Linked DNA regions of Mus musculus: region 1 is linked to region 2. Evidence: chromatin loops called from intact Hi-C (ENCODE). Cell type or tissue: heart. All regions are shown on one strand. Links, peaks and the distances in the headings refer to the core of each region. The heading gives the core; the rest is flanking DNA.

The links. Hi-C counts contacts between places; a loop is a spot of excess contacts. Peaks named below come from ENCODE experiments on the same cell type or tissue, not always from the same donor. Only the 100,000 strongest peaks of a DNase experiment are listed, where the experiment ranks them.
Region 1: a loop joins it to region 2, with 2.7 times the contacts of the local background. A loop is called at or near these places in 3 of 42 quality-filtered maps.

The regions. Positions count from the first base shown.
Region 1 is chr6:36,502,416-36,513,334 of GRCm38, forward strand. The region is part of intron 2 of Chrm2 (cholinergic receptor, muscarinic 2, cardiac); the gene reads left to right. Among named protein-coding and RNA genes, the nearest start is that of Mir490, 86 kb to the left of the region's middle. In heart, for the core only: no CTCF peak of the experiment used is centred there; a DNase peak (open chromatin) is centred at 5,736; H3K27ac peaks cover 2,622 bases.
Region 2 is chr6:36,387,252-36,398,170 of GRCm38, forward strand. It overlaps Chrm2 (cholinergic receptor, muscarinic 2, cardiac), which reads left to right and starts at 833. Exons shown (of 3, transcript NM_203491.3): 1 at 833-1,115; 2 at 1,353-1,500. It overlaps 9330158H04Rik (RIKEN cDNA 9330158H04 gene), which reads right to left and starts at 983. Exons shown (of 6, transcript NR_015589.1): 1 at 905-983; 2 at 412-705. In heart, for the core only: a CTCF peak has its summit at 6,707 (motif pointing left); a DNase peak (open chromatin) is centred at 2,030; H3K4me3 peaks cover 974 bases; H3K27ac peaks cover 376 bases; H3K27me3 peaks cover 923 bases.

The sequences.
Region 1 (10,919 bases), core at 1,533-9,532, 110 kb after region 2:
GCGAGGATGTGGAGAAAGAGGAACACTCCTCCATTGTTGGTGGGATTGCAGGCTTGTACAACCACTCTGGAAATCAGTCTGGCGGTTCCTCAGAAAATTGGACATAGTACTACCGGAGGATCCAGCAATACCTCTCCTGGGCATATATCCAGAAGAAGCCCCAACTGGTAAGAAGGACACATGCTCCACTATGTTCATAGCAGCCTTATTTATAATAGCCAGAAACTGGAAAGAACCCAGATGCCCCTCAACAGAGGAATGGATACAGAAAATGTGGTACATCTACACAATGGAGTACTACTCAGCTATTAAAAAGAATGAATTTATGAAATTCCTAGCCAAATGGATGGACCTGGAGAGCATCATCCTGAGTGAGGTAACACAATCACAAAGGAACTCACACAATATGTACTCACTGATAAGTGGATACTAGCCCAAAACCTAGGATACCCACAATATAAGATACAATTTCCTAAACACATGAAACTCAAGAAAAATGAAGACTGAAGTGTGGACACTATGCCCCTCCTTAGAAGTGGGAACAAAACACCCATGGAAGGAGTTACAGAAACAAAGTTTGGAGCTGAGATGAAAGGATGGACCATGTAGAGACTGCCATATCCAGGGATCCACCCCATAATCAGCATCCAAACGCTGACACCATTGCATATACTAGCAAGATTTTATCGAAAGGACCCAGATGTAGCTGTCTCTTGTGAGACTATCCCGGGGCCTAGCAAACACAGAAGTGGATGCTCACAGTCAGCTAATGGATGGATCACAGGGCTCCCAATGGAGGAGCTAGAGAAAGTATCCAAGGAGCTAAAGGGATCTTCAACCCTATAGGTGGAAAAACATTATGAACTAACCAGTACCCCTGAGCTCTTGACTCTAGCTGCATATGTATCAAAAGATGGCCTAGTCGGCCATCACTGGAAAGAGAGGCCCATTGGACACGCAGACTTTGTGTGCCCCGGTACAGGGGAACGCCAGGGCCAAAGGGGGGGAGTGGGTGGGTAGGGGAGTGGGGGTGGGTGGGTAAGGGGGACTTTTGGTATAGCATTGGAAATGTAAATGAGCTAAATACCTAATAAAAAATGGAAAAAAAAAATAAAACTAAGGGTAATCTCAGAAAGATAAAAATGAATACAAATGCACAGACAGATCAGTAAAAATTCATACATATATATATTATACATAAAACATATACATGATATATACACATTAAATTATATATTTTAATGTAAATATATAATGTATTTATTTTATATTAAATATATAAATATTATATAATACTTATATCTTAGTCAGGGTTTCTATTCCTGCACAAACATCATGACCATGAAGCATGTTGGGGAGGAAAGGGTTTATTCGGCTTACACTTCCATACTGCTGTTCATCACCAAAGGAAGTCAGGACTGGAACTCAAGCAGGTCAGGAAGCAGGAGCTGATGCAGAGGCCATGGAGGAATGTCCTTTACTGGCTTGCTTCCCCTAGCTTGCTCAGCCTGCTCTCTTATAGAACCAAGACTACCAGCCCAGAGATGGCACCACCCACAAATGACCTTTCCCCCTTGATCACTAATTGAGAAAATACCCCACAGCTGGATCTCATGGAGGCATTTCCTCAACTGAAGCTCCTTTCTCTGTGATAGCCCCAGCCATTGTCAAGTTGACCCTCAAAACTAACCAGTACAATTGACCCCTTGTCAACTTGACACACAAACACATCACTGTTAAGCCTCAACCCTTAGTTTCTTATTCATCCCCAAGATCTAAATAACTTTAAAAGTCCCACAAAAAATTCAATCTCTCTTAAAATCCAAAGTCTTTACAATTAAAGTTTCTTAACTGTGGATTCCACTAAAATACTTCCTTCAAGAGGGAAAAGCATCAGGGCACAGTCACTATGAAAAAAGAAAATCAAACTCCAACTGTCCAATGTCTGGGATCCAACTCACGATCTTCTGGGCTCCTCCAAGGGCTTGTGTCACTTCTCCAGCCTTGCCTTTTGTAGCACACACGTTGTCTTCTAGGCTTCAGCTGCCTATACTCCACTGTTGCTGCTGTTCTTGGTGGTCATCTCATGGTACTGGCATCTCCAAAACACTGCTGTCTTCCGCTGTAACTAGGCTTCACCAATAGCTTCTCATAGGCTCTCTTCATGGTGCTAAGCCTCAACTCCTTTGCATGACCCCTTCTGTCCTGGGCTATCAGTTGCAACTGAGGCTGCACCTTCACCAATGGCCTTCCATGGCCTATCACAGTGCTGAGCCTCAGCTGCTCTGCATGACCCTTTCATGCCTTCAAAACCAGTACCACCTGGGTGACTCTTACACATTACCAAGTCCTGCTACTGCACGAGGTACAACTTTGGCCATCTCTGGAACACAGCCTCTTCGTGCTCTCAGAAAGCACTTCCCAGAAGATGTCACCTCAATGATGCTGGTCTCTTCTTAATCACAACTAATTTCTTAGCTCCAGCTAACCAGCATCAATAGTCCCAGTAATGCAAAAGTTTCACTTTAGTAGTTCTGGCATCTTGTTAATCACAGCTGATTCTTCAGCCCCAGCTAACCAGAACCACAGAATCTTCCCAATCAAAATAGCAATGGCCCTGAAAAAAGTCTTTAATTTTTCCCTCTGAAATTTCACAAGCCAGACCTCCATCTTCTGCACTGTTCTCAACATTATCTTCCAAGCTCCTACACAACATCTGACAGAGCTCTTAATAACGAATGGATCTTCAAGCCCAAAGTTCCAAAGTCCTTCCACAGTCCTCCCCAAAACATGGTCAGGTTGTCACAGGAATACTCCACTATGCTGGTCCCAATTTGTCTTAGTCAGGGTTTCTATTCCTGCACAAACATCATGACCAAGAAACAAGTTGGGGAGGAAAGGGTTTATTCAGTTTACACTTTCCACATTTCTGTTGATCACCAAAGGATGTCAGGACTAGAACTTAAGCAGGGCAGGAAGCAGGAGCTGATGCAGAGGCCATGGAGGGATGTAACTTACTGGCTTGCTTCCCCTAGCTTGCTCAGCCTGCTCTCTTATAGAACCAAGACTATCAGCCCAGAGTTGGCACCACCCTCAAGGGGACCTTCTCCCTTGATCACTAATTGAGAAAATGCCCTACAGCTGGATCTCAAGGAGGCATTTCCTCAACTGAAGCTCCTTTCTCTGAGATAACTCCAGCCTTGTGTGTCAAGTTGACACACAAAACTAGCCATTACAACCTATATATAATATTTTAATATAAATACATAATATAATCTAATACAAATATATAATTATATATTACACATTTATATATATATATATAATAAAGAGTACAAGACACTAGAGATAAACATTGTTTGAGTGGAGAACCATGAATGGACAAAGCTATGATGATTAACAACTGAAATAAAGTGGTCCAATAGAATTCATAAGGATAAATATTTAGATGTTATGGTAAAGTTACATAAAACTAAAATGCAAGTATAATAAGGATATTCATATAGATAGCACCAATTAATAAAACTTATGGGTAGATATTTTAAAACAGTTAACATTACAGTGGGTGAAAAAAGTGTTATTGATGCACAAAGAAAGCAACAGACTGTGATGATAGGCCCAATTAGGGCCAAATAGATGGAAATATTTAGATAAGGCTTTGAATCTTTTGGAGAAAATGTGAATTATTCAATAACTACGTCTAGGGCAAATTTTAAACTATTTGGGGAATCACTACTGGAGATTTCATACTTCATTATATATAGCCGATATAAATTAGTTTTGAATATGAAATAGTAAAAATCACTTTTTTTTTTCGGGACAGGGTTTCTCTGTATAATCCTGGCTGTCCTGGAACTCACTTTGTAAACCAGGCTGGCCTCGAACTCAGAAATCTGCCTGCCTCTGCCTCCTAAAAATCACTATTTAATTACTATTAAATAGTTAATGTTTTTGGCACACAGAAAGTCTTTTTGAAGATACAGCAAAATTAAATAAAAACATATATGATGCCGGGCATGGTGGCGCATGCCTTTAATCCCAGCACCTGGGAGGCAGAGGCAGGTGAATTTCTGAGTTCGAGGCCAGCCTGGTCTACAGAGTGAGTTCCAGGACAGCCAGGGCTACACAGAGAAACCCTGTCTCAAAAAAACAAAAAAAAACAAACAACAAAAAACCCCCCAAAAAACAGAAAAAAAAAATATATGACATATGCTCCAATGGATCATTGTCAAAACAAAAGGCAGAATTTTATAATATCAATACATGAAAAAAATAAAACTTGGAAAACTAATAACATGCAATTAAAACTTCAAACATGTAGAATGTTAGAATGTTTTAGGTATGATTTGTAAAGTAGTTTGATATGATGATTGTAATTTTTGTTTCCCAACTATGAGCTAAGAAATCGTCAACAAGTGACTTTTCAAACTAGCTAATAACTCCACTTACAGAAATTCCTATTAACAGTTAGAGATCTATGAGGTTAAAATCTGGTGCAGCAATGTTTCTTGCACCACCCAATTGCTTGTGTGAGTTAAAAAATAATCATCAAAATGTTACAAATAGATTATTTAATCGAATTGTACCATGACCACTAATTCAATCCTATTTATCCACTAGAATGACTTAGTAGCAAACTGTGACCTAGAAAAATACTTTAAAATTTTATAAATCAATAAAATCCAAAGCTCCTAAAGTACAGACCTGCAGGTGAGCAAGACGGAAAACACGGCTTTCTTGCTTGTTCAGATCTAACCATGAGCCACTAGGAAAAACTGAGAAAGCACATGTGAAAATGCAGGTTTCTCATCCTCTTTTCTAATTCTAATTCCCTGAGAACTCTGTCTCCAGAAATGACAACTTCTGTTCTTTAACTGTGCGAGCCCTCACCAGCCATCCAATCTATCCATGCCCCGGCACACCTGACTGGATAGTTCAGTTGCTAGCTTTGCACCAATGAAACAGTGCACTGGTGTGTTGCTCAAGTTACAGCTTCCACGTAGTATATATGTGTGTGAGTGAGCACATTGCATGCTGGGATATGTGTGGGGAAATAAAGACTCCCAACATGACTCACAATTCACCATTGCTGTCAACTGTGCTTCAGCTGGCAACTGCAAATGAGCCAGCACAGGGTGTGAGTTCCCCTGAACTTAAGCAGAAGCAAATGATCTGTGAAGTACTTATGCTAAGTGGGTAGCTCTTGTGGGTCAGCTATCGATCGATGATTCTGAGTGGGGCTCTTTTCCTTTTGATTGGTTTTTCCAATGTTACAATCTGAAAACCAGACAAAAGAATTCAGTCATTATTACTGCCCAAAAGCAAAGGGAGCAGGTAAGCAAAGAAAAGTCCTATCATAAACAAATCTCCATGTTTTATTAAAAAAAAAATAAAAACATGCCTATTTTTGTGTCTCTTTGTTTGTTTGCTTGCCTTTAGTTGAGACCGAATTCAGATAAACTTTGACACTGAATTCTGCTCTACAACACAAAACACAAAGCACATTCCAAAATTCATTGGAATTTTGTTTAGATTGCAGACTTCCAAAGAATTGTCCAAACAGCCTTGCCTGCACTTCGCAACTGTTGTTATTCCTCTGCTCGTTCTCTCCAGGAGATTTCCCTCTATTCCACTCTCTACTTGCAAAGCTGCCCTGGCCACGATCATCACGATTCTGTAACAGAGGCTGTAATTCATTGGATGTCTATTTTGGGTCTGTCCACTAAATGAGTTCAGGATGAAGTCATTGGTGCAGAGGTGTCAGTTAATTGCAGCGGCAGACAGCAGAGCGAGCAGGCGGAGGGAGAGAACACCCTCACCCCAAGGACAAGTCTTTGCTGTGACATTCCAGAGAATACACAAATGAGCTTGCCAACCAAACTGCCTTCCTTCTCAAATATATGATCCCCTTCTCCTGTGCTGAAGCCACATTTTAATGAGTTGGTAGGTAAATAAACAGCACAGTTGGTAGAATTAGTTCATGCTTATACGTTTTCCATATTGAGAGTGAAATGAAGATACAGATAGCAATTTGAATCTAATTTTCAAGCTTGCATGGATGAAGGGTCACAGAAGGAAGCTGAGAGGCACAAGTCAGGGCCCTCTTCAGGGCAGGCACTGAAGCCCAAAGGACTTAGATTGAAGAGGAAGGGAGGTGTTCTCATTGTGGGCAACAAGGCTATAGGTTATGCTATTTGAGGACATTCACCTCTTAGGGAAATGTAAGGAATGCTACTCTTACCATCTGTCAGCACCAGATAGAGCCTAGAACTTAGGTGAAGTGTAGCCTAAGAACTTCCAGGGCCTAAAGCTGTGCTGGAGTCAGAAGTTTCTCACTGCTGTGGAGAACAGGAAACAAAAGCCGGGAGGCTAAATCCCATCTGAAAAGTGAGGGGGCCAGAAGTTTACCATCACAGGCACCCGTGCTTTTCTTGAATTTTAAACCAACACTACTGTTTAAAAACAAATTAATCTGTGTGAGAAAAGAAGAGGCAGTGTGGGTGGACAGTGGATCTCCTGTCAATCTCCTTGAATTCTTGAAGAAGACACCATCTTGCATTACTAAGCATTTTGTTTATTTTTATTTTGAACTGGTTTGAAAATAAAAACCTCTCTTAGATCACTGTCTCTAGAGTCTTAAATTAAAATAAGAAAAATGTGCCTATACATAAATACATACACAGACACACAAACTTAGACACACTCACATACACATACACAGATATGAATGCACACACATGCACATACACATGCAGAAATACACACATACACAGAGACACACAGACACACATGCACACATACACACACTACACACTAATGTATGTGCACATATACACAGAAATGCACACACACACACACACACACACACACACACACACACAAACACATACACAGCATTGCAGGAGGAGAACCAAGAAGGACCTAGCTACAGGCTAGTTATGAGAGAGAAGTGAATGATTCACACATAATGAAAGGCAGCAGGGAGGTGCCTAGATCTCTTCCTGCTGCTTTATCTAGCAATAGCAAGCCCTAAAATTAAAGGAAAATCCTCAAGTCAATAATCCGGTCATTTGAGACTGAGTCTTATTTTACAGCATATGTTTATTTAATCCAGTCATTAAATTGGCCTCTGAAAACTATTGATTACCTATATTCTCCCCCTTTGTGTGTTTATTTCCTTTTCATTGTATAGCCTAGACATGGAAAGTATTTTCCATCCTTAAGAACGTTGCATAGGATTTTCCATCCTTTAGGAAGTTATTGGTGGTCAAACAGAAGCATTTAGTTTGTCTTATGTAGGATATGCAACCAACAGAAAATGTTTTCTGACAACCTAATACAGTGTTTGTTTTGATCATACAAGAAGGGGTCTATTTATAGGTAATAGAGGAAGTAATAACTAGCCAATTATGCTTGCACAATCTTGGGTAATAAATGGGGATAACCTCAATTTAAGAGATTTTGACCTAATTAAATCATTTATTAAATGGAACAAATAGACGAGCTATTAAATTTACCAGAGTCTAGGAAAATCGATAGTAAACTATCTAAACAAAAGGAAACTATCAAAACATTTCAAACAGGTTCATAGCAGAGTTGCAATGTTAAAAACTGAGAAATAATTCTCTTTATAGTCAATCACAGCCAATTTCTAAGCTTTGAGTCTCTAATGCTTTGGGCATGGACTGGAGTTTGAACCCCTGGTAGACATTATTACATAGGATTTTCTTGGACTCCATAAAAGGCTAATGACCTTAAACAATGAGAAGATTTTTCCAAGAAGAAGTTCAGGATGTTATAATTTCTGAATGGACCCAAGTATCCTTACTACAATTTGGGGTTATAGAAGTATTACTGCAGCTTTTTTCCAAAGTAGAGTTAGTAGGGTCAGGTCAGGCCATGGTTTTGAACAAGAGAAGTGATGGGCTCTGCAAGGAAGATACATTAGTAAGAATTAAAATTCAGACAAGACCCTGCTAATGACATAGCCTTGTTACCAGTTTTCTAAATGGCACATCTTATTACAGTGTCTCACTTTAAGTAGCCTTCCCTACCATGGGAAACCCAAGTTCCCTTTTTTTATAGTTCTCTGCCTAAGTAATAGCAGCCCCTGGGGCGGGGGGATTCTTCTTACACCTCCTATTCCTAAACACCTAAACCCCATGGCATCCATTCTTATCCTGGTCCCTTCCCTTCTACTGTGAGTTTAAATCCAGGCTACCTGCAAATTCCATTCTCTTTGGTTTCTGTAAGCTCCTGTCCAAGCAGTGCTATTAATTCTACAGCTTCACTCCAGATTTTCAGATTTTTTTTTCAAAATTTATCTTTAAGTTTTAGAAAGCACCTAAACCAAATTTTTACGTGATTTAATACATTGAACTTTCAATTAATTTGTACTGTCCTCAGACCTTGCAGAAACTAGCCAAATAGTATACTGCTCTATCTACACCCTTATCCCTAAATCAAAGATTTTAAAAGGTTTCACTTAACCCACTCCAAATTCTCTTTTGCTGCTTTGTTTGAAGCTTAAAAACAGATTAAAAAAAAGATTTACATATCTGTACTTTACTGAGAATAATTCATAATTTTCCACATCATTTAACCTCAGCATATAAAAGTATTGTTTGGGTTCTAAAAACCCATTGAATCTTATAAAGTAACTCCTTCAGGGTTTGTTTGTCAGAAGGTGTGTGCAGTTCATAGAATGAATAAAAGAGTCGGTTACTTCAGTGACTCTCAAATCTTTATTTTCATGCATGTTTTGGGAATTTTAGGGTATACTAGTATTGGGACACGCATCTCACTGCCCCTGCCTCACACTGTGCCTGTTAGGGGGTATTTCTATAACCTAGCTAGCTACTTAGCTAGGGACCACTCACTGTGACTTACCAGCTTAGATCTTGTTTAAAGAGGTCAGCCTAGTGTGCATTTTTTATTTAACTGATGATACCTAAAAGAATAAAAGGAGAAGTACTGAGTAAAGCAGGTCAAATTGTCAATTCGTGGCTTTACAATGGGCGTTGAAAGCAACCCAACAAGGGGAAAGCCGGAGGCAAGCTCCTCGCAAGTTATATCCCTAAATATATAGGCAGAACAGAGCCAGGGAGGTTTGAGAATAAAGAGCAGCAGCTATGGCATGGTATACCTTTGTCCCAAACCAAGCCAACCCAAATTCAGCAAAACAGTGGACGAACTCAGGGGTTGAGGGAAGGGAAAATGATTCTTCTTATGGGCTATGGGCCACGGGTAGGCTTCCCAAGCTTCCGTTGATGGCCCCACACCCTTGCACATATGGGCAGCATTAAAAGAATCTAGTGGTTTATAAATAAATGAATGTTGGAATTTTGATGGGGATTGCATTGAATCTGTAGATTGCTTTTGGTAAGACAGCCATTTTTACTATATTGATCCTGCCAATCCATGAGCATGAGAGATCTTTCCATCTTCTGAGATCTTCTTTAATTTCTTTCTTCAGAGACTTGAAGTTCTTATCATACAGATCTTTCACTTCCTTAGAGTCACGCCAAGATATTTTATATTATTTGTGACTATTATGAAGGGTGTTGTTTCCCTAATTTCTTTCTCAGCCTAGGGGACTTTTGGGATAGCATTTGAAATGTAAATGAATAAAATACCTAATTAAAAAATAAACAAATAAATAAATGGATAGAAAAGAAAGGAAAGGAAGGAAGGAAGAAAGGAAGGAAGGAAGGAAGGAAGGAAGGAAGGAAGGAAGGAAGGAAGGAAGGAAGGAAGGAAGGAAGGAAGGAGAGTATGTGTGGAATAAGAATGAGAGGAGTAAGAAAAACAATGTGTGTATAATCAGACTTCAATCTATAAGCCTATGCAGTTCTAAATAGGATAAAAATGAGATGACCCACCATTGAATCTATCTTGAGAGCATTTTGGGTGAATATTCCCACTTTACTGGCCATTCATGAATCATACATGAAGACAGACTGAGTTTAAGTGGGTGCTGTCTTTGTCAAGGTATAGCTGCTGATGGTGGAAATTCTTAGTTCACAATAGCTATTGGTGCTGGATCTGTAACCCTTCTCTTGCTAGTGGAACTCAGCTGCAATCTAGCTGCACTTTATATGCTCCAGTACAGGGGAATGCCAGGGCCAAAAAATGGGAATGGGTGGGTAAGGAAGTGGGGCGGGGGGAGGGTATGGGGGACTTTTGGGATAGCATTCTAAATGTAATTGAGGAAAATACGTAATAATAAAAAATATTTAAAAATAAAATAAAACGAGGACTCAGATGGAAAAAAAATCAATAGGCTATGCTTCTTGTCCTTAGAGTATTGCCATTTAATGCTTTAAAAGCATTATATCATAAACAATGCGAAGTTTCTTATAATGATCCTGGAAGAATAACATGGACACAGATATCTGGCAAAGGTGTCTGTAGAGTGGCTTTAAACAGTCAATGGCACCTCATGCAAGCCACATAAACTATGGATAGGGTAGACAGTGAATGGACATTGAAGACAAAGACTTGTGTCTTCATCCAACTGGACTGACTACAGAAATATGAGAAAGAGAAGTCCTAAGACTGCCCTCCTCTCCCAAACCACTATCACTAGTAAGGATGTTCTTTATTCCTGATACAAGGTATTTCCCTTCAGTGAGTAAAACTGACAACTGGAATGATTTTTGAAGAGTTCTTTAATTGAAAATAGCACCTCCAATGACTGTTAACTATGATTTCTGAGTTAATTTATCCTTATTCATAAATCATATCCTGAGCATCATAATTTTAATATTTTCTTAATTTGTAGTTGAAAACTGCTGGGGAAGGTAGAACAATTCTTCATTGGTGATATGGCCAAAGCAAGCTTTTAGTATTGAGTTCAATCAAAATGTGCAAGGGGCTAAATTTTATTTCTTACTCCATCAGAAAGATTAACTTCTCTA
Region 2 (10,919 bases), core at 1,956-9,955:
CTCAACGACACCTTAGAATAATCACATTATGATATTATCAAATAAGTTCCATACTTTCAAACAATGGGTATAAATCTGGGAAAGAATTTCTCATTAAAATAAATGAAGGCAAAAATTAGTCCATGCTCTGAACACAGGAAGTTCACATCTTTTATTTTCCTCGATAGACAGCAAAATCCCACCTCACCAACACCTCACTAGTACACTCTCTTAACTACTACTCCCCATTAACTGATGGAACACACAGGCATCGACCTGTTTGGGAAGAAAGAAAAAAAAACAGCAAAGACAGATAAATATCTGTTTCTTTCTAATACATTAGTTAGCATCAAAGAAAGAAATAAACAATCTGAACAATTCTCCATGACTATATATTTAGTACAAAGTACATTTATTCTAACATTTCCCCACCTGGAAACACGGGGCATAAGTATCTTCTGCAATCAACAAGCCTTCTTCCCAATGTGCCCTGTCACCTTTGTAGCAACCTGGCACCTGCTGACATGGGACCTAGGGGTGGTGGTGGTGGTGATTGCAAAGGTTGTGGTGTAGAAATTGCAGACCGAGAACTGGGCTCCGGGGTCGGACATGGAGAGATGCAGAAAAGAGCTGAGAGAGAAAGCTGTCATATTTGCACCGAAGAACCGCCAAATCAGAGCGCAGAGAAGATTTCATTGGCGGAGCCCCCTTCAACGGCAACTAATCCTGTCAGAACGAAAGAAAATTGTAAATGCTCTCTCCAGAAACTGTCCGCCCATTGCAGCTAATCGAACACAAACGCACAAATAGAGGCACCACTCTCGCTCTGCTGCTACACACAGCGGGTGAGGGCGAGGAGACCAGTTCCCGGGAGCAGGCACGCGGGGGCACAGACACACTCATTCGCACACACGCACACACGCACACGCCAGCCTGCGGGCTTGGCCAGAGCCCTGAAGTCGCAGATCCCACTTGGAAATCGCCAGAGGCACTGGGAGAAGTGGAGGAGCGCAGCTCCCAGACACTAATTACTACTTCCCCGGCACTAGGGTGAAGAAATGAAGCCCGCCCAGCTCTTCTCCACACCCAGGTCTCCTTTCTGTTTCGGTGTTAACTGTCATCTTCCTGAAAGCCAGGTTTGAAAGTCTTATTTGCCTGTGTTTTGGGGGTGTGATGCTCAAGGCGGCAGACAGATGTAATTTAACTCCAGTCCGAATTGTCTAATTGGGGTCCCAGATTAGCCGAGTGATACGACCCATGTGAAATGCCCCGCAGCCTTCTCTGAGCCTTGGGGTCCGCAGTCTCCCCGCCTCCCTTGCCCCACCCGTCTAAGTGCGGTGGCGACAACTAATCTTTCGCTTTTCTCTCGCAAGATCCAGGGAGAAGGCAAGCGGGCAACCAGCTGAGGACTCCGAGCTGTGCCGCTCGCTCCCAAACCGGTCCAACCTGAGCCCGCCAAAGGCTCCTCGCTCCAGCCAGACTCCACCAGATCGCAGCCCCGGGCGACTAAGTCAGTGACAGGTAAAGACTCTGCTATACCATGGTTCTCTAATTGTCCATATCAAGGGCCCTGGTACCTCGCAGCTCCTCCCCATCACCCGACCCTGGCCGCAGAGGGTCTGGGTTTGCAAGAATTGTTTGGTGGTCCCTGACACGTGCAGGTTTTCCAATGGAAACTTTGGCATCTGGGGCTTGCTGGAGAGGACACGTACCTTGGCGGGTCTGAAAGAAGGAGGGGTTTCAAAGCTGGGGCGGGGGAAACCATTGGGATAGCTAAGTCCAGTGGAATGTGGCAAAAAGCAGCCTGTGAGCGCCGATACTCCAGTATGGCTGTCTTTGAGCTTGGCACCCCCTCACCCTCGCTACCACACTCTGGTCCTCTTCATCCCCCCGCCCCCCAACTCCAGATGCTGCCGTGGGAAAGGCAAGTAGAGCTCAGTCTCTCCTGCCGCTCACCCATCCCCCTTAAGCTCCCCTTATACCCTAGGGTCTGGGCACATTGCATTTAGGGTGGAGGCCCCTCTCGCCACCACTCCACGCTGTCCCCTGACTCCGCCTTGGGAGAGAGCCTTCTGGTGAGGACGACAGGTTTAGTGCTGTTGTTCCCGGACCTTGGCAGGGGAACAAGGTTGGGGAAGGTTTCCAGGAGGAGAGAGAAGGGAGTCCTCTGCAAGCCTATTTTCCTCCGCTGGCGCGCGCAAGGTTGATTGTCCACTGTGGCTGAGGAAAGGGACCCCAGTCCAGAGCTGATGAAGTCTCAGACGCTGCAGGAGCTTGGTCTCCCAACTCATGGTGGGTACTGGACCACTCTGCGGGTCTTAGATAGAGAATAGCGCAAATGACCTTTACTGTTGGCACCTGAGGAGCTAGGCTATCATCTCTAACTTGTGGCTCTGGGAGCGAGTGAGGTGCGGTCCAAACCTGGTTGCAGATAGAAAATACAGAAATTCCACCTGTGCGCTCCACCCTTCCATGTCCCTGGAGTGTCAGAAGCCTAGCAAGCAGGGAGACTTGCTTTGCAGAGCGCTCCAGGGTAAGAATTCACCCAAATTGACATCTGTGGGGGCAGGGGGGTACTCTGCCTCTGTTCTTCTACAATATATACATCCTCGTTTCTATCTCTGGTCCTTCTGTGCCCTTACGGCTCTCCTGGGCCTCCAAATAGTGCAAGGGAGGGTCGACCGGTCTTTCAGTCCCTTTATGTGATGCAGACTCGGGAGCTTGTGTGCAAATGTCCATGGAGAGAAGTACTCGCTGCCAAGAGCTGGGAGGAGGGCAGAGAAATGGAAGTAAACACGGAAGGCAAGTAAAATTGCTTGCTGACACATCACCCAAGCTGCCCTTTCATATTCTTGTGTCACTTCGGGGTCCCTATGAGCCTGTTCCTGCAACCCCACGCTCCAAAGCTTCCCACCACAGGAAGACCCTTGCCCCTTGCTCCAGGTCCAGAATCTCCCACTCTGACCTTATATTCATCTCTACCCTTTCCTTTCTTTCTTTCTTTCTTTCTTTCTTTCTTTCTTTCTTTCTTTCTTTCTTTCTTTCTTCTTTCTTTCTTTCTTTCTTTCTTTCTTTCTTTCTTTCTTTCTTTCTTTCTTTCTTGGTCTGGTTTTGCTTCTCTCGTTCTTTCCTTTACACTGGGTGGCAGTTGTTATATGGAAATCTTAGGATGTTCAGTCCCTCCAGCATAAGCAGCCAGCAGCACAAACACACATCTCAAAGCTCTTCCATACAAGCACTAGCGCTCCAGTGCTTGGCCACCTTTGGGCATTCCCCAAGCATCTGCAGCCTTGGTCATCTTGGCTAAGGCTTCTGCCTCAACCCGGTTGAATGGAGAGGGGAGCTGCTCGTACTCCCTGGAGAAACCTCAGGACAATCTGGCAGAATTGGAAATTTGAAGTAGAAGTGAGGTGGAGAGATTGTGCTGGGGCAGTTCAAAGGGGTGAGCATTCCTGAGGCGCTGTGTGACGCGATTTTCCCATCCCAACACTGGGTATCTTGCCCCCAGTCCAACTAGCTGCATCTTTTTTTCCAAGCTGTGCAGGGTAGTCTGATGGCTGAGGACCGGAGTGGGCCTTCACTTTCTTTCTATTTCTTGTAATTGGCATATTCCTGGATTCAAAGTTCTTTGCGCAAAGAATCAGCTGAGCTCATAAACTCCATGTTAACTAACTCTGGCTTGTGGGGAAAAGGATTTCACGATGTTTTCTGCAGACAATTAAGTGCATAAGCATAAACTGTCTTGATAAGCATGGGGTGGATATATTCTTTTCACTGCTCACAATAACAGGGATCTGGATATACGTACATAGAAACCTCTCATAATCAGGCATCCCTGGGTCATCTTGAAGAATTTCACAAAGACACCAGTAATTGTAGAGATAAAACCAGTCCATTTAACCAAGACACGGTTTCATGCTGAGAATTATATTGGGCTACAATTGAGAAAGGGCACTCTTGAGATCGTTGTCAATGATGGAAGAACTTTGTGCCAACACTGTTAGAGCTTTCCCTTAGGAAAGGGACTAAAAAGAGTTATGTTAACGCCAGATTGTCATCCTGTTACAAAAAAAAATGTGTTGAAGGTTTGGCAATATAATGATAAAGAACTTTTCATCAACTCTATGGACTTTCTGAGATGAAATAATATCAGCAAATGAGTTTTAAAATCCAAAAAAGACCTCCTAAAGGCCAGGAACACCTCCTCAGGTTTGTCTATGGCCTGAAAGTTCTGTGTATATAATGGAGTGGACATAGGGAAAGTTGAGTTGTAGGACCCAAAAGTAAGAGTAGGCTACTTGACAGATGTTTCGTCAGCCTGTAAAGGGAGAAATGATGTGTGCTTATGTAAGTGTGCCTGAGGGTGCCTGGAGGGGAACTGGAGAAAGAAACTAGGTGGATTGCAATATCCCTATCATAGTTCAAGTGCATGAGAACCCAGAAAACGTGTTTGAAGCTCTTAAGTGACTTCAGAGACAGCTGTGGGAGAGATTAACAGTTAAAATATAGAAACTCTTTCTCCGGTGAGCTCCCATAGGCAACCATTTGGGGCAGGGGGACGATAAACTGCTGTCTTTAAAAATAAAACTAACAAATTACTCTAAAAGTGAATTTGTCTCTTTGTCCAGACAGGAAATTGGACACAAACTTAGAGAACATTTGCCAAATTCCAATCCAGAATAGCCCACTGCTAGGGCCAAGGGTAGCAGAGCGTCAGGGCATCTTCAGGGGTGCTAGCCTGCTGGCTGACAAGTAGGGGAACTGAAGGTGTGAGTGTCCAGTGGTCAGTGAAGAATGAGCTGGCCCATGAGAAGGCATGTGTCTCCAAGACCCACCCCAATGCGAAGAGAAGAAGGAGGTGAAGAAGAGAATTAGAGCCAAAAGTAGGAGAGGTGAAGAGGAAAGGAGAGAAAGGAGAAGGAAACGTAAGGGCAGGATTCTGTGGAAATGACCTTAATAAAGTGTGGTATAGCCTCAACTCCTCACACTGGTCTTAATATGCCACTACGTGAAACAGTGTTCCTAAGTATCTTTCCATATAACTTCCCAGAGAGCATTCTTCATCTTATCTTAACATTTCTTCCTTTTACTCTATAAGGTAGAGTCTGATAAACAACACGTCAGAGTCCCCTTGAAAGACCGTTTTTACTCATAAAAATTACGTTTGCACTGGTATATTATTTTTGATGTCTATGCTGTGTCCCCACAAGGACTCAAATGCATTCAACCCTGGTAAAATTTTCCTTGTGGCTATTTACAACTGCCCATCATCCTTATCATTTGTTTGCACTCCGTTTCCTTTAGTTCACTGAGCAGATGTTCCAATCCCTTTCATTAGGGGTCAGCAAAGCAAGTATACTTTCTGCATATCCTAGGCTCTGCTGTTGTCTTGTGGTATAACAATATGTGCATGTGTGCATAAATGTCTCCCCCTACCTGGTGTGTGTGTGTGTGTGTGTGTGTGTGTGTGTGTGTGTGTGTGTGTGTGTGTAAGAGAGGCAGGGGGTAGATCATGGAAAGCAGGTCACTGTTCCTTAGGCATTTTCAAACTTTATGCTAAATTCCCGGTTCTTTCCTAAGCCGCTTACATGCATTATATTATCTGTTTTGCTACAAATCCTTATGATTTTAAATAGTGTCAGGCACATCCCAGGAACTTAACAAATCTTTGCTGAATGAGTAAATATAGGAATCCATTTTCTCATCACAACAATCCTAGGAGACAGATGCTAGTTTCTTGATTTTACAGGAAAGGAAACCTACAGTCACAGAAATGCAGTGATGGCCCCAAATCACATAAATAGTATGTTGCAGCCCCAAGATGCAAACACAGCCTGTTGGACTCCCAGAGACTTCACTCGGGTACTATGCAAATTGACTGTATGTAGAGGCATAGCCGGTATTTTTTCTGTGTTTGGGGAAAGCAACTGTGATATTCAGTTTTCAATCATGTTCTCTCCATCCATTTAATTCAACTCTGCCTTTTCTGCTTAGACCCCCTACATCCAGGGAAAGAAATGTAAGGGGAGTCAGTGCCAACTACATTCTTAGTTGGCACAACATGCTTATTCTACTTAGTTAGTTATCATTTCTGCTGGAAGAAACCAAAGGCATTAAGAGTACCAGGCACTTTGCCAGGTGTCACATCCACCTCTAAGCTAAGGCAAGAGAACCCAGAGGATGTCAGATGCCTTCAAGTTGAACACATGATAAGTAGATAAATAGATTTCCCAAAGTGAAACATCTAAGTACTTCATGAAAAAGTTCACAAGTCAACGTCCATTCTAGCATCTCTCCATAGTATTATAGTGAATGAATTGCTCTCTACTATTCCCCCCTCCCCTTTGGACATTCGGATTCTGAGTTTCAATGGCTTCTTTTAATTTTAGTCAGACCTTATTGCCAACCTCTGCTTTGCAAGGCAAATGTGACTTTGTGTACTGCTATCAGCTGAGGAGGAGGAAGAGAAATTAGAGCTTCTATGTTATCGATTCCTGTCTTACTTCATCTCGTTTTCTTCTTTCTTCTCACATGCTGAAGTTCCTTTTATACTATGACCTAAATATACAGTCATCTTAGCTGCTGCTGTTACCATGGTAATGCTTCATGGTAGATAAGGGTATACTATAAGAATCAGTTTCTGTCATTAGTAATGGAATTCTTTCCCCCTCAACCCTTCTCCCTCCAGCCAAGCTTACACCTAATGATGCCCTCTGGTGTTCAGAGACAGAAAGTGCACTGGTTTGTTTATGAGGCGCTCATCATTGTTTAAAGCTTAGGAGACACTTTAATTTCAATTCGAAAATAAAAATGACTCAGATAAGGATTAATTAACATAGTTTAAACAATGATATAATAAAAAAGATTTTTCTGTTTTCTAAGTATGTTAAAGGATGTCTACTGTGCAGAGATCTAGAAAGTTCTATGTATGTATGTAAGTATTTAGACCTATACACCCTTTTGCACTTAATATGATTGCGAAATGTTTTTTATGAGAGGCAGAGAAACTTCCAAGAGGAGAATCTAGTAGAATATTCTGTATGCTTTGATCTGCGGATTTAAAAGAAAATGAAGTCTTCTGACTTAATGGGGAGACTTCCTTGCTGGAAATGTCTAGACGTTTTACTCTTCGTCTGCATTAATGAGCACATTTTTATTAGTCACTCATAACCCAACAAACTGACACAAAACTGATGTGCTAAGAACACCTTATCTTTCTCACTCCAAATTCTACAGCTTCTTCTACGTAAGTGGCAAAGCAGGCCAGTGCTCTCTTTGGGGCTTCTCCAGAACTTCTCCCCAAATCTCCCTTGCCAGGGGGTTTTATTATGATGTATTGAGCTGGTCCTCCACTCTTCAGCTTTCTGTACTACACCTCCTTCTTTCATTCCAAGACATCCTTTTCATAATGCAAAACTGAACTTCTATGTTATCGACATGTAATAGTACTCTTTTTAAAAATTCTCCAGTGTTTCTCAAGTGGTTGTAATAAACTCTTCCAACACTGATGCAGTGAGACTGTCCAGCACTGATGCAGTGAGACTGCCCATTACAAATGCAGTGAGACTGCCCATCACAGATGCAGTGAGACTGCCCATCACTGATTCAGGAGACTGCCCATTACAAATGCAGTGAGACTGCCCATCACAGATGCAGTGAGACTGTCCATCACTGATTCAGGAGACTGCCCATCACTGATGCAGTGAGACTGTCCATCACTGATGCAGTGAGACTGTCCATCACTGATGCACTGAGACTGTCCATCACTGATGCAGTGAGACTGTCCATCACAGATGCAGTGAGACTGTCCATCACTGATGCAGTGAGACTGTCCATCACTGATGCAGTGAGACTGTCCATCACTGATGCAGTGAGACTGTCCATCACTGATGCAGTGAGACTGTCCAGCACTGATGCAGTGAGACTGTCCAGCACTGATAAAGTCTCTTTCCCCAGCTGCATCTTTACTCATCATTTCTTTCTGTTTGGTCTGCATAGAAAGACTTCATAGTAGCTTAGTATTCTGATCAACTAGAGTAAAAGCTAAACAACTATTAGCCAATGTCTTCTTTCTCATCATTTCTTCCTCCTCTCCTTTCTTTCATTTAATTCATCAGTGATGTTGTTATTATTACAATAACCACTGAAAAGCAACCAGATTTCTTATTTATATTCAGAATCAATATAATAACATGGAATTTTTGGTGTTTAATAGACATGATAGTGTGTTTTGGAGGGAAAGACAGGAGTTTTAAAGTATTGCATGGTTTTGAACAATTTTTTTGTGAATATTTAACTAAAGTATTTGAAAATGAAAGTACTTGTGAAATTTAGCTGATTTAATCTAGTCCTGGTCATAAAATAACAACTAGAACTTAAAATTTAAAATTAAAGAAAATAGAACAATGGATATATTTTTATTAGTGATAAAAAGCAGGCATTTATAATACACTGGTAATAAGAATTAATATTTATACACAATCTTAGGCTAAAGGCTGAGACATGATGAGATATGGATTTTGGTTTTGGTTTTTAAATAGCTGACTGACTTTCTAACAAAATTTTTGCATAGATGTTTAGAACTCCATAAATATTCATAGTCCCTTCCTACTTTATTGTACAACAATCTTCCTAGGCTGCATCCTAGGTTTGGTTCAGATGTCTGGTACATGGAGCCATGGACCAACAAAGCTGAGCGTTTGTATTTTCAAGATAAATTGAAGTGAATAATTGAAGTGCGGTGTGTGTGTATTGTGGGGGGGGGGGGGGCGTGTTCTGAAGTGTTAGGTTTTCCTTTGCCTCAGAAAGGCATCTGTTTTGGAGGCTAAGTACTCATTTATCCTTAGGTTCTGACCTCTAGGCACACAAAAAACAGGTTTCCAATGGTCAGCATACATAGCCAGTGCTTTGCATGACAGGATTCTGAGAACTGGCTAAATGACTACTACCTTAAAGCCTTTTCTGGCTTTTTAAAGAGAGTAATTCATAGGTTGAATGCCTAGAATACTCTGTTCTTCATGAAGAGATTATGAGTCAGCAAGAAGTCTCCCAGGAATCTAGATTTTTTAGCAGGTACCTGATATGATCCCAAAATGGACAGAAGTGGAGCACATTTTAAGTAATAGTAAAACATAATACAAATAGTAAGCTTTAGAACTTACAAGACATTGAAGAGAGGGAAAAAAATACAGAATGCTCCACCCTAAAATGTTTCTACAGGACTTAACATGAAAGCTCTGTCTCCCCTTATAGATTGTCAAGATCCAGAGACAGTGATGTGCATAGTTAGAAACCTTTTGGTTTCCTGGACAGATTCCAGGATAAGCAATTGAATTGAATAAATAACAATTCAGCATACCCGAGGGTCATGGTGTCTGTCTTCTGCATACCAGTTTGTTTATATGCAGCTCAGTTACAACCCCATATCTACAGCCTTCGAGTTAGCCTGGACTGGGAAGGGTTGAGCGTGCAGTTCCCTTTGTAAGCCTTATTTCAATTTCTACCCCTTTGTGTTCTTTCTCACTGATGTCTTCCCTGAACATAATTTTGTTTTGTTTTGTTTTGATGCCAGCACTTTTCTGTGCTGCCCTCTGCACAGTGTCCTGTCTAGATTTACTCTGCGGAGGAAACGGACTTGTGCCTATTCCTCTTCCTCTTCCTTTCCCCAGCCACTCAGGGAGGATTCAGGAGAGTGCTGGAATTGTCTCCAGTTCTAAGAGGGTGCATTTGGCTGAAACTGCTGTAAATACTCATGCACTATGGTGATCCCAAGGGACAGGCGTATCCAGTAGGCGCTGGGAAAGGAATGCTCTGCTGCTCATCCCCCATGTTCCTGCTCAAACCCCTTACTTGAGAGGAAGATTGCTCTGTTTTAATAAAGCAGATATTCTTCTCCTTACCAAACCAATAAACTAGGGGAAGATGAGCCTCTTATCTCTTGATTAACAAACTACTCCAGGGCTCTTTACTAGGGGTGAGTTTAGGTATCTAAAGAATTACCTGGAGACTACTTTTTTCTACAGTTCATAAACGCTAAGCACAGAATAAATTGATGAGTAGTGGTAATAAAACACATTGCACACACAAATCTGTATTGTTGAACTAGATGATTATCTCTGTACCTTCCTTGAAATTGTTTCAAAGGGAAGAGGTTTCTACCTAAACTTACGTGAAATCTGTGGAATTTCCCTTTCATTTCCCAATTGAATTTTTTTGGACTGCAATATTTGGCTTCATTTTATGGAGAAGAAAGGAAGCGACCACACACCCAAAATACGTATTGCAGATAGCTCTTTTGTTTTCATGCTTTATCCTCAAAATCATTTTCACTCTTATTTTGTCAATGAAGAGTGCAGCTATATGTTTATATGTAAACTGAGACAGCACAAATCTCTTTCCCTGTGTACTGAGTCACGAGAGTACTGAAGGAGTACCATGGATGACAAAAGCTTAGATCCTGCTGTCTTACTGAGCCACCAACAAGGCACTGTACCCTAGATGATGTGAGGGCCTCAACACATATACAGTAGAGGGCTGCCTGGTCTGGTCTCACTGAGAGAAGATGCACCTAACCCTGGAGAGTTTGAGGCCCAGGGAATGGGGAGGCCTGGCTAGGTGGGGTGTGATTGAGGGTGTGGGGACATTTTCTTGGAGACTGGGGAGGAAAAATGGGATGAGGAACTGCCAGAGGGTGGACCAGGAGGGGGTGATGACTGGACTGTAAAAATAGATTAAAGATAATAATAACAAAAATCCTGATGTCTTTAACAAGTGGATAGGTAAGTCCCAGTCTGATTTTGTTTTTAAAAGACCACAATAGGATGTTCTCTGTGACTTAGCCTTTATATATTAGTGGCTGTTTCTGATTTGTGAATGAGACATTCCCCTGTGACAGTAGTGACTAGCTCCCCACAGCAAAGCAAAGCAAACAAAGTGTGCAG